Regions from separate parts of the Homo sapiens genome. Here region 2 is linked to region 1. Evidence: read pairs that join two places in POLR2A ChIA-PET (ENCODE). Cell type or tissue: HepG2. All regions are shown on one strand. Each heading gives the region's core, and the rest is flanking DNA. Links, peaks and the distances in the headings are about the cores only.

Region 1 (6,110 bases), core at 945-4,944:
GCTACTCGGGAGGCTGAGGCAGGAGAATGGCGTGAACTCGGGAGGCGGAGCTTGCAGTGAGCCAAGATCGCGCCACTGCACTCCAGCCTGGGCGACAGAGTGAGACTCCGTCTCAAAAAAAAAAAAAAAAAAAAAAAAAAATTAGCCAGGCATGGTGGTGTGCGCCTGTAATCCCAGCTACTCCAGAGGTTGAGGCAGGAGAATCACTTGATCCCGGGAGGCAGAGGTTGCAGTGAGCCGAGATCGCTCCACTGCACTCCAGCCTGGGCAATAGAGCAAGACTCCATCTCAAAAACAAACAAACAATGGGAGCTATAAAAGACTGAGAGATTTGCGTTCATAAAATTTAAAACTTGAGTTAAAAGAAATACTAAAATAATCAAATTTAAAGGAAAAGGGAGTGAGGGGAAAAAACTGTTGACGAAATTACTATTCAGAACATATACAGAGTTCTGACAATGTTTTAAATTGACAAAGGATGTGACCAGGAAGTTGACAGAAAAATCTAAATCAAAAAAGAAGAAAAAGGAGGAGGAGAAAAGAAAGAGAAAAAAAGAGAAAGGTGCTCAAACTCAATACTAATCAAACAAAGCAAATTAAATGAGATTTTCTTTTTTGCCCATCAGATTATTGAACATTTAAGATAGCCCATCTAAAGCCACAGTTTTTGCTATGTGATGCTCTAGCTGCAGTACATTTTTAAAGGATTTATAATTTCCAGTGTGATTTTCTCTTTAATGCAGATGTTATTTAGGAGTATTTTTAAATTTCCTGATGTATAGGGCTTTAAGAAATACTTTGGCCGGGTGCAATGACTCACACCTGTAATCCTAGCACTTTGGGAGGCCAAGGTGGGCAGATTGTTTGAGCCTAGGAGTCTGAGACCAGCCCGGGCAATATGGTAAGATAAGACCTGCATCTCTGCAAAGAAAATTCAAAAGTATTAGCCAAGAGTGGTGGTGTGCACCTGTAGTCCCAGGTACTCAGGAGGCTGAGGTAGGAGGACCACTGGAGCCCAGGAGGTTAAGGCTGCAGTGAGCCATGATTGCACCATTGCACTCCAGTCTGGGTGACACAATGAGACCCTGTCTCAAGAAAAAGGAAGGAAAGAAGGAAGGAAGGAAGGAAGGAAGGAAGGAAGGAAGGAAGGAAGGAAGGGAGGGAGGGATTGATTTTAGTATTAGTAATACTGGAATTGTTCTTGTATTACTAATACTAAAATATTATCCTTTATAAATTGTATAAAAAGGCATAGAAATTCTGTGATAGCCATGTCTAAATCAAAAAGAATTTAAAAAAAAAAAGCATACAGAGATAAGAGATCAGGCCCCTCTTACCCCTGTCTCCCTTCCTGCTGGCCCCTCTCTCAGCCAGTGATCATTGTTAGTTTCTTCTATAGTACTCTAGAGATAGTTTATGCATATGCAAACAAGTGCTGACATATTTTATTTTATTTTTTGAGATGGAGTCACGCTCTGTTGCCCAGGCTGGAGTGCAGTGGTGCAATCTTGGCTCACTGCAAGCTCCGCCTCGCAGGTTCACGCCATTCTCCTGCCTCAGTCCCCCAAGTAGCTGGGACTACAGCCACCTGCAACCACGCCTGGCTAATTTTTTGTATTTTTAGTAAAGACAGGGTTTCACCGTGTTAGCCAGGACGGTCTCGATCTCCTGACCTTGTGATCTGCCTGCCTCGGCCTCCCAAAGTGCTGGGATTACAGGCATGAGCCACTGCGGCCAGCCAAGTACTGACATATTCTTTTGCTCATCATTTTTACTAGAAATGGTAGCATATTATATGTTATTCTGCATCTTGCTTTTTCTCCTTAATAATATATTGAAAATAGACAGCAATGCCAGTGATCATCATGTGATATCAATTGATTTAAAATATTTACCGTGAGATACACACATTTAATACATACATATTTGTAATGTTTAAAGTGAACATCTAGGCTGGGCTCAGTGGCTCACACCTGTAATCCCAGCACTTTGGGAGGCCGAGGCGGATGGATCACCTGAGGTCAGGAGTTCGAGACCAGCCTGGACAATGTGGTGAAACCCTGACTCTACCAAAAATACAAAAATTAGCCTGGCATGGTGGCAGGCACCTGTAATCCCAGCTACTCGGGAGGCTGAGGCAGAAGAATTGCTTGAACCTGGGAGGCTGAGGCAGAAGAATTGCTTGAACCCGTGCTGGCTAGTTTGTTAAAGTGAGCTGAGGTTGCATCATTGCACTCCAGCCTGGGTGACAAGAGCGAAACTCCGTCTCAAAGAGAAAATAAATAAATAAATGAAGTGAACCTCTATGATGTCCGCTACAACAGTGCTGGTACTTTTAAAGCTCATCCCTGACCACATCATCCACCCTCTTCCCTCAAGGAGCCACTATCCTGACCCTGGGGTTAATCATTGCCTTGCCTTTTTTTCATGGTTTTACCACCTTCTTATGGGGCCAAGAACAATAGAGCTTAATTTTTTCCATGTTGAACTTTAACAAAGAGAATCATAGTGTTTCCTTCTGTGACTGCTCTCTTTTGATCAACATTGTTCTGTCAATGTGTGTGATTGTGGTTAATTTGTTTGCCATTGCTACATAGCACCCCTGTAAGCACGTAACACTAGATCGTATGGACTTTTGGGTTGTCTCCAGATTGGGGTTATGTTTTTGTTTGTTTTGTTTTGTTTTGTTTGGCAGAGTCTTGCTCTGTTGCTCAGGCTAGAGTGCAGTGGCGCGATCTCAGCTCACGCTGGGCTCACAGACGTGCACGACCACGTATGGCTAATTTTTTCGTTTATTTTTTTTTTTTATTTTTAGTAGAAATGGGGTTTCTCCATGTTGGCCAGGCTAGTCTTGAACTCTTGAGCTCAAGTGATCTGCCCGCCTTGGCCTCTCGAAGTGCTAGGATTATAGACGTGAGCCATGGCGCCTGGCCTGAGGTTAGTGTGTTATTATGATAGTTCTTGTATGTCTCCTGGTTTAGGGCAACAGTTCCCAAAGTGTGGTCCACGAAACCCTAGGGGTCCCTGAGATGACATCAAGGGGTCGCTAAAGTTAAAACTGTTTTCTTTTTTTTTTTATTTTATTATTATACTTTAAGTTTTAGGGTACATGTGCACAATGTGCCAGTTAGTTACATATGTATACATGTGCCATGCTGGTGTGCTGCACCCATTAACTCATCATTTAGCATTAGGTATATCTCCTAATGCTATCCCTCCCCCCTCCCCCCACCCCACAACAGTCCCCAAAGGACTATAAATCATGCTGCTATAAAGACACATGCACACGTATGTTTATTGCGGCACTATTCACAATAGCAAAGACTTGGAACCAACCCAAATGTCCAACAATGATAGACTGGATTAAGAAAATGTGGCATATATACACCATGGAATACTATGCAGCCATAAAAAATGATGAGTTCATGTCCTTTGTAGGGACATGGATGAAATTGGAAAACTGTTTTCTTATACGGTAATACTAAAATGTAATTTGCCATTTTCACTCTATGGATATTTGCACTGATATTGTAAAAGCAATCTGGGTAAAACTGCAGCCATCTTAGCATGAATCAAGTCAATGGCTCCAAACTACCTTGTTTGTAATTGATGTGAGTTCTTCACATCATGTTATGGGTTGTTCCCTGGCTAACTACTTCCCCATGTAGCCCTGGCTGAGGTGAGAGGATTGCTCAAGTTGAGCCTGGGAGACAGAGGTTATGGTGAGCCAAGATGGTGACACTGCACTCCAGCCTAGGCGACAGAGCAAGGCCCTGTCTCAAAAAAAAAGAAACAAACATATATGTAATTTATGTGTGTGTTGGATCATGATGTAAAATATATTTCTTACTGTGGGTCTCAGTCAAAAAAGTTTTCAAGCCACTGCTCCAGGAAGATTCTAGAATGATATAGCACCATCGCCGCCAACTTAGCACCTCACTGTACTAGGGACTGATGTCCCAGAAAACACTCTGTGAACACAGGTAACAATATCCTATCCAAAAGGACATTGTTTTCATGACAACACAAATACAACTTGGTGGGCTACTGGGAGTCACAGACCCTCATTTTAGCTCTGCCTCAAGCACTTACCAGCCAAGCAATCCAGTTACTTTATATATTAAAAACGCAGGCGATATAGGAAGTATTTCTTTCCCAAGGAATAATATCAGGTAGTATATGAAAAGTGCTTTGAAAACTACAATGAATAATTATTACAATAACTGATATTTAAGGAATGCATATATACATATATGTACATATATGCACGCAACATAGTTTTGAGTCCTTAACCCTGTGAATTTCACATTTAACAGATGAAGAAACTGAAGCTTAAGGTTAAATGCATGCACCAGTATTTGAACCCAAGCCTTAGACTACACCCTCATAACCATCAAACAGTACTTTTTAAATGCTGCATGAAGAAAAAGGTTTACTATGTTAGAAATGAAAGAGCATCTTTGCCCTCTGTTATAAGGTTTGAAAGTTGTACGAATTGGATCTTTTTGCCACTTGCCCTTAAATATCATAACTCTTGAAAGTTTTTAATCCTGTGGCATTCTTATTTCCTCTTCTATGCAAATATAGTTAAAATGCAAGAATTTCAGATTGACACCTGGTAGAGTCCTGGGGTGGCATAGCAGTTTCTTTAGCTGTATAAAAGGTGAGGCCTGGCCAGGTGCAGTGGCTCACACCTGTAATCCCAGCACTTTGGGAGGCCAAGGCAGGTGGACCACGAGGTCAGGAGTTCAAGACCAGCCTGGCCAAGATGGTGAAACCCCGTCTCTACTAAAAATACAAAAAATTAGCTGGGCATGGTGGCGGGTGCCTGTAATCCCAGCTACTCAGGAGGCTGAGGCAGAGAATTGCTTGAACTCAGGAGGCGGAGGTTACAGTGAGCTGAGATTGCGCCACTGCACTCCAGCAAGACTCTGTCTCAAAAAAAAAAAAAAAAAAAAAAAAAAAGTGAGGCCCTTGAATGTAGTAGGTGATTGATAAATATACCGAACAAATGAGGTCCCACTTAGGTCTACAATTTTGTCAGATTGGTAGGGTAAGGTAGTTAACCAAGGAACAGTGCCCTTGGGTCCCAGGAGGAGGGACTAAGGAGAAGAGGGCAGACCTCGGGGCAGAGTCAACCTGGCATGTTCGGGGACTGTCCTCACTTCTAATGGAAGGATGCACAGTTCTTGGAGGACTTACAGAGTGCAGTTCTGGGCATTACTTACTTTACAATCCCAATGTTTGCAGATATGACCAATGTGGTATTTTTTATGTAAAGCCCTGGACCAAGGGCAGCAGTGAGGGGCATCCTGCTCTCAACTCTCCTACAGACACTGGCTTGGCCAGAAAATGGGTTCAGAGATCAGGCCCTAAGAATCCAGAGATGATCCCATTCCCTCAACAGTTCTTGGTGACAATCACCAGTCTCTCCTTCTTGTAGGGCTTGAGATATAAATCGTCCACTTCTAGTTTTTACAGACATTCTCAGTTTCTATTGCCTCCATTGGTAAGACCTTGTCCTAGAAGCAGCTCTACCAGGACACCTGAACCAGGAAACAAATAAGGCTTGAATTTGGGAGTCTGGCATGATAGATTCGATTACATTCCCCAAAAACAATCTATGAAGGAAAAGGGATTTTGTTGTGTTCTGTTTTCTTTTAGAGACAAGGTCTTGCTCTGTTGCCCAGGCTGGAGTGCAGTGGTACAATCTTGGCTCACTGCAACCTCAGCCTCCTGGGCTCAAGCAATCCTCCCACCTCAGCCTCCCAAGTGGCTGGAACTACAGGCTCATGCCACCATGCTGGCTAGTTTGTGTTTGTAGAGACAGGATCTGGTTATGTTGCCCAGTCTGGTCTGGAACTCCTGGCCTCAAGCAACCGTCTTGCCTCGGTCTCCCAAAGGAATCTTTTCTAAATAATAATTATAGGCTTCTTATCTTCCCATCATTGAAGTTTTAATTCACAGGACAAAACAAAATAGGCCTGAGTCCAAGGGCCCCTCGTAAAATGTTTCCATGTCCTCTTACATAGACTCACTTCCACCCTACCTAATTCAGCAAATTAAACCCTGGGGATCATTCTCCCCAGTTCTCCCTGGAGTACCACTCA
Region 2 (4,000 bases), core at 1-4,000, 150 kb after region 1:
CCATCTTTATGCCTGATTATCAAGTTTACATTTCCGTCATGTAAACCTGACTCAGTCTCAACTTCTCTACAAGTTCTAGACAGTGTTGTGGCAAGCCATATTAGAGCATGAGGCAAATGGAAAAAAACAGTAATCAGTTGAAAAAATCAGTAAAGCCGGGCATGGTGGCTCATGCCTGTAATCCCAGCACTTTGGGAGGCCGAGGCGGGCGGATCACGAGGTCAGGAGTTCGAGACCAGCCTAACCAACACGGTGAAACCCCATCTCTACTAAAAATACAAAAATTAGCTGGGTGTGGTGGTGTGCACCCGTAATCTCAGCTACTTGGGAGGCTGAGGCGGGAGCATTGCTTGAACCCGGGAGGGGTGGAGGTTGTGGTGAGCTGAGATCATGCCATTGCACTCCAGCCTGGGCAATAAGAGCGAAACTCCGTCTCAAAAAAAAAAAAAAAAAAGAAAAAAAAAATCAGTAAAGATCCTGTCTTTATTTAAAATTTTGATATTTTGTTCATCATGGAACGAAATATCCATGATTTGTTGCATTGATTTTTTTAAATGTTGCATCAAAATAGCATTTATCTCAATTACTGAGGGTTTCTGTTATCCCTTAGATGTTGCACGTGAGGCAAGTAAGGCACTGGTCTCATATATGCAACTGGTGACCAGACATCTCCAGCAGAATGACCCATGGCCCATGGGCACCTCAAACTCAACATGTCAGAAAGTGAATTCTGTCAGGTGTGGTGGCTCACATCTGTAATCCCAGCACTTTGGGAGACCAAGGCGGGCAGATCACTTGAGGTCAAGAATTCAAGACCAGCCTGGCCAACATGGTGAAACCCCATCTCTACTAAAAATACAAAAGTTAGCTGAGCGTGGTGGGGCGTGCCTTTAATCCCAGCTACTTGGGAAGCCGAGGCAGGAGAATCACTTGAACCCAGGAGGCAGAGGTTGCAGTGAGATGAGATCACTCCACTGCACTCCAGCCTGGGTGACAGAGCAAGACTCTGTTTCAAAAAAAAAAAAAAAAAAAAAGGGAAAAAAGAAAGTGAATTCAACTTCTCCCCTCCCCACCTTTGCCCCTCCCACATCCCTCACCCTTTTCGTGTTCCCAGGTTCAGTGCATGATGCCACCATTTAAGCTGGAAACTGCTATTCAACTTCCTCCCTCCCTTCAATTCCCAAATACTGTTAATTCTCTTACATATTCCATTATGTGAGAGAACACAGAAACAAAAGAATTACAAAAATAAAAATAAAAAATTACCTTACATATCTCTTCTTTTTTTAAAGACAGAGTCTGGCTGGAGTGCAATAACGCGATCTCAGCTCACTGCAACCTCTGCCTCCTGGGTTCAAGTGATTCTCCTGCCTCAGCCTCCCGAGTAGCTGGGACTACAGGTGTATGCCACCACACCCAGCTAATTATTTTTGTATTTCTAGTAGACACAGGGTTTCACTATGTTGGCCAAGCTGGTCTCAAACCCCTGGCCTCAAGTGATCCACCTGCCTTGGCTTCCCAAAGTGCTGAGATTACAGGTGTGAGCTACCGCACCTGGCCTCTTACATATCTCTTGAATCTGCCCCCTCCCTGCTCTTCTCTTCCTTCACTGCTTGATTTAGGACCTATCTCTTACCTGGATAACTGAAACTGTCTTTTTTTTTTTTGAGACAGTTTCACACTGTCACCCAGGCTGGAATGCAATGGTGCAATCTCAGCTCACTGCAACCTCCGCCTACTGGGTTCAAGCGAGTCTCCTGCCTCAGCCTCCTGAGTAGCTGGGATTACAGGCGTGCGCCACCACATCCAGCTAATTTTTTTTTTTTTTATTTTTAGTAGAGACGGTGTTTCACTATGTTGGCCAGGCTGGTCTCGAACTCTTGACCTTGTGATCCACCCACCTTGGCCTCCCAAAGTGCTGGGATTACAGGCGTGAGCCACCGCATCTGGCAAAGCTGTCTTCTGTCAACTATAGTTTGACCTATTTTCCCAACTGATGTTATTTTTCTACTTAAAAATGTTTGTTGTACAGTTTGTGTACAACTGAATTGTGTGTTTTGTTTTGTTTTGTTTTGTTTTTGAGATGGAGTCTCACTGTCTCACCCAGGCTGGAGTGCAGTGGCATGATCTCAGCTCACTGCAACCTCTCCCTGCCTGGTTTAAGTGATTCTCCTGTCTCAGCCTCCCAAGTAGCTGGGACTACAGGTGCGTGCCACCATGCCTGGCTAATTTTTGTATTTTTAGGAGAGACGGGGTTTCACTATATTGGTCAGTCTGGTCTCAAACTCCTGACCTCGGGTGATCCACCTGCCTTGGCCTCCCAAAGTGCTGGGATTACAGGCATAAGCCACCACGCCCAGCCTCAATTGTGTATTTTTAAATGGTTAAAATGGCAAATTTTATGTTATATACATTTTACCACCAAAAAAAACCATAAACAAAAACAGCCTTTGTTGGTTCCTATAGGTCTATGTCCTTTCATATTCTCCAGTTTAATCTCGCCTACAACTTTACTCCAGGCTCTATGCTCCAGCCATAATCAATTTATGGGAAAACCATCCTCTCTGGCAAACTTCTACTTATCCTTCAAGAAGCAATTCAACTATCATTCCTCTGTGAAGCCTAGGCAGTTAATTACCCTTTCCTTTATATGCCTAAATCATTTTGTTCACTCCTGGGGTAGTGCTGATTGCACTGTGAACTTGTGAGGCAGGATACACTGTCTTATTTACGTTTGTTGTGTTTCCTAACAGAGAACAGATACTCAATATATGAATGAATAATCTTGTTTACCATACCCCTTCTTCTGCGCTCTCCCTAATATGCCAAATGTTTTGGAAATGGACCCTTTTTTCTTTAACCTGTTTTGTCTATTATAGTTACCAGGTCAAAGCTGTCCTTCCTTTCTCAGTACCTTGCTGGTCCCCTAAAATCCTACTATGTCCCCATTCACTTTCTTGTCCATTGAGGTTACCCCTGAAGTAGATCCTCGTGGGGTGCTTCGGGGCACTACAGGCTCAGGTTCAGATGAGCTCTCACTTGGGCCCTCACTTTCTTCCACATCTTCAGCCTCAACCTGGAGAAAAAAGTCTTCATCCCGTGGAGCACCATCCACCTCTTCTCCACCTGGACAGGCTGCTGGCTGCCGGATCTTCTTCGGTTTGGTGGGGCTGCTCACCTTGGGGCCCTCAGGACAGGACACAGGGGCAGGCAGGGCTGTTGAGAGCTCTTCAGCCAGTTCCTGAAGATACAGAAGTGCCCTGTGGGAACGGACAGAGTCAGAGCCATTCTCACATATGACTGAGAACCCACGTTTCCAGACATGGTTGATTTTTATCTCAATGGAGCCTCCCAATAACCCCATGATTAACCAATTAACTCTATTAATTTCCCCTTCCCCCTTGGAAGATGAAAAACCAGAAATCTAAGTTATGTGACTTGGCCGAGATGACTGAGATAACAAATGTGGAATCTGAACCCAGGTCTTCTCACTCCAAGTTCAATACATTTTTCATCCTACCACAGTCAAAGAACACAGAGGGCAAGAGAAAGAATGGAACAGAATATATATACTGACATATACTGGACAGTAAAACAATAAAGAGCTGGGTAAAGTTTGTGAAAAATGGCATAGGACATAAAGTACAGACAATAATTCTTAGATAAACCAAGTTAGCAATACATACCATTAATAGTGCTGCGGTAAGAGCCTAAAGGACTGCTCAAGTCCCTAGAATCCAGACACCACCCCTGCTTACCTAATACCTCATCAGTCTTCTCTCTCCAACATCTGCCCCACCCTGATCCCTTCACCCAACCCCCCTCCACCAAGCTATGCCCCACAATCCTTACACTTGGGCAGCCCTTCGGCGGGGTCGTTCCCCAGAAGGGGTCTCAAAGTCCTCAGGGGGCCTCTTTGGAGATTGAGATTCTGGCCGATCTAGGTCTTTTGACAACTTCAGCAGCAGCAGCTCTGCCTTGGACTTTCGACCTCGTTTCT

Evidence for each region. ChIA-PET counts read pairs that join two places held together with the same protein. Peaks named below come from ENCODE experiments on the same cell type or tissue, not always from the same donor. Only the 100,000 strongest peaks of a DNase experiment are listed, where the experiment ranks them.
Region 2: POLR2A ChIA-PET joins it to region 1 with 5 read pairs; 3 of 35 experiments call an interaction of 5 or more read pairs at or near these places.

Annotation. Positions count from the first base shown.
Region 1 is chr2:27,192,541-27,198,650 of GRCh38, forward strand. No RefSeq gene overlaps it. Among named protein-coding and RNA genes, the nearest start is that of ATRAID, 16 kb to the right of the region's middle. RefSeq lists a silencer at 5,327-5,527. In HepG2, for the core only: no CTCF peak of the experiment used is centred there; a DNase peak (open chromatin) is centred at 2,551.
Region 2 is chr2:27,338,974-27,342,973 of GRCh38, forward strand. GTF3C2 (general transcription factor IIIC subunit 2) reads right to left here. Exons shown (of 19, transcript NM_001035521.3): 3 at 3,853-4,000; 4 at 2,975-3,260. Among named protein-coding and RNA genes, the nearest start is that of GTF3C2-AS1, 5.4 kb to the left of the region's middle. In HepG2, for the core only: no CTCF peak of the experiment used is centred there; no DNase peak of the experiment used is centred there.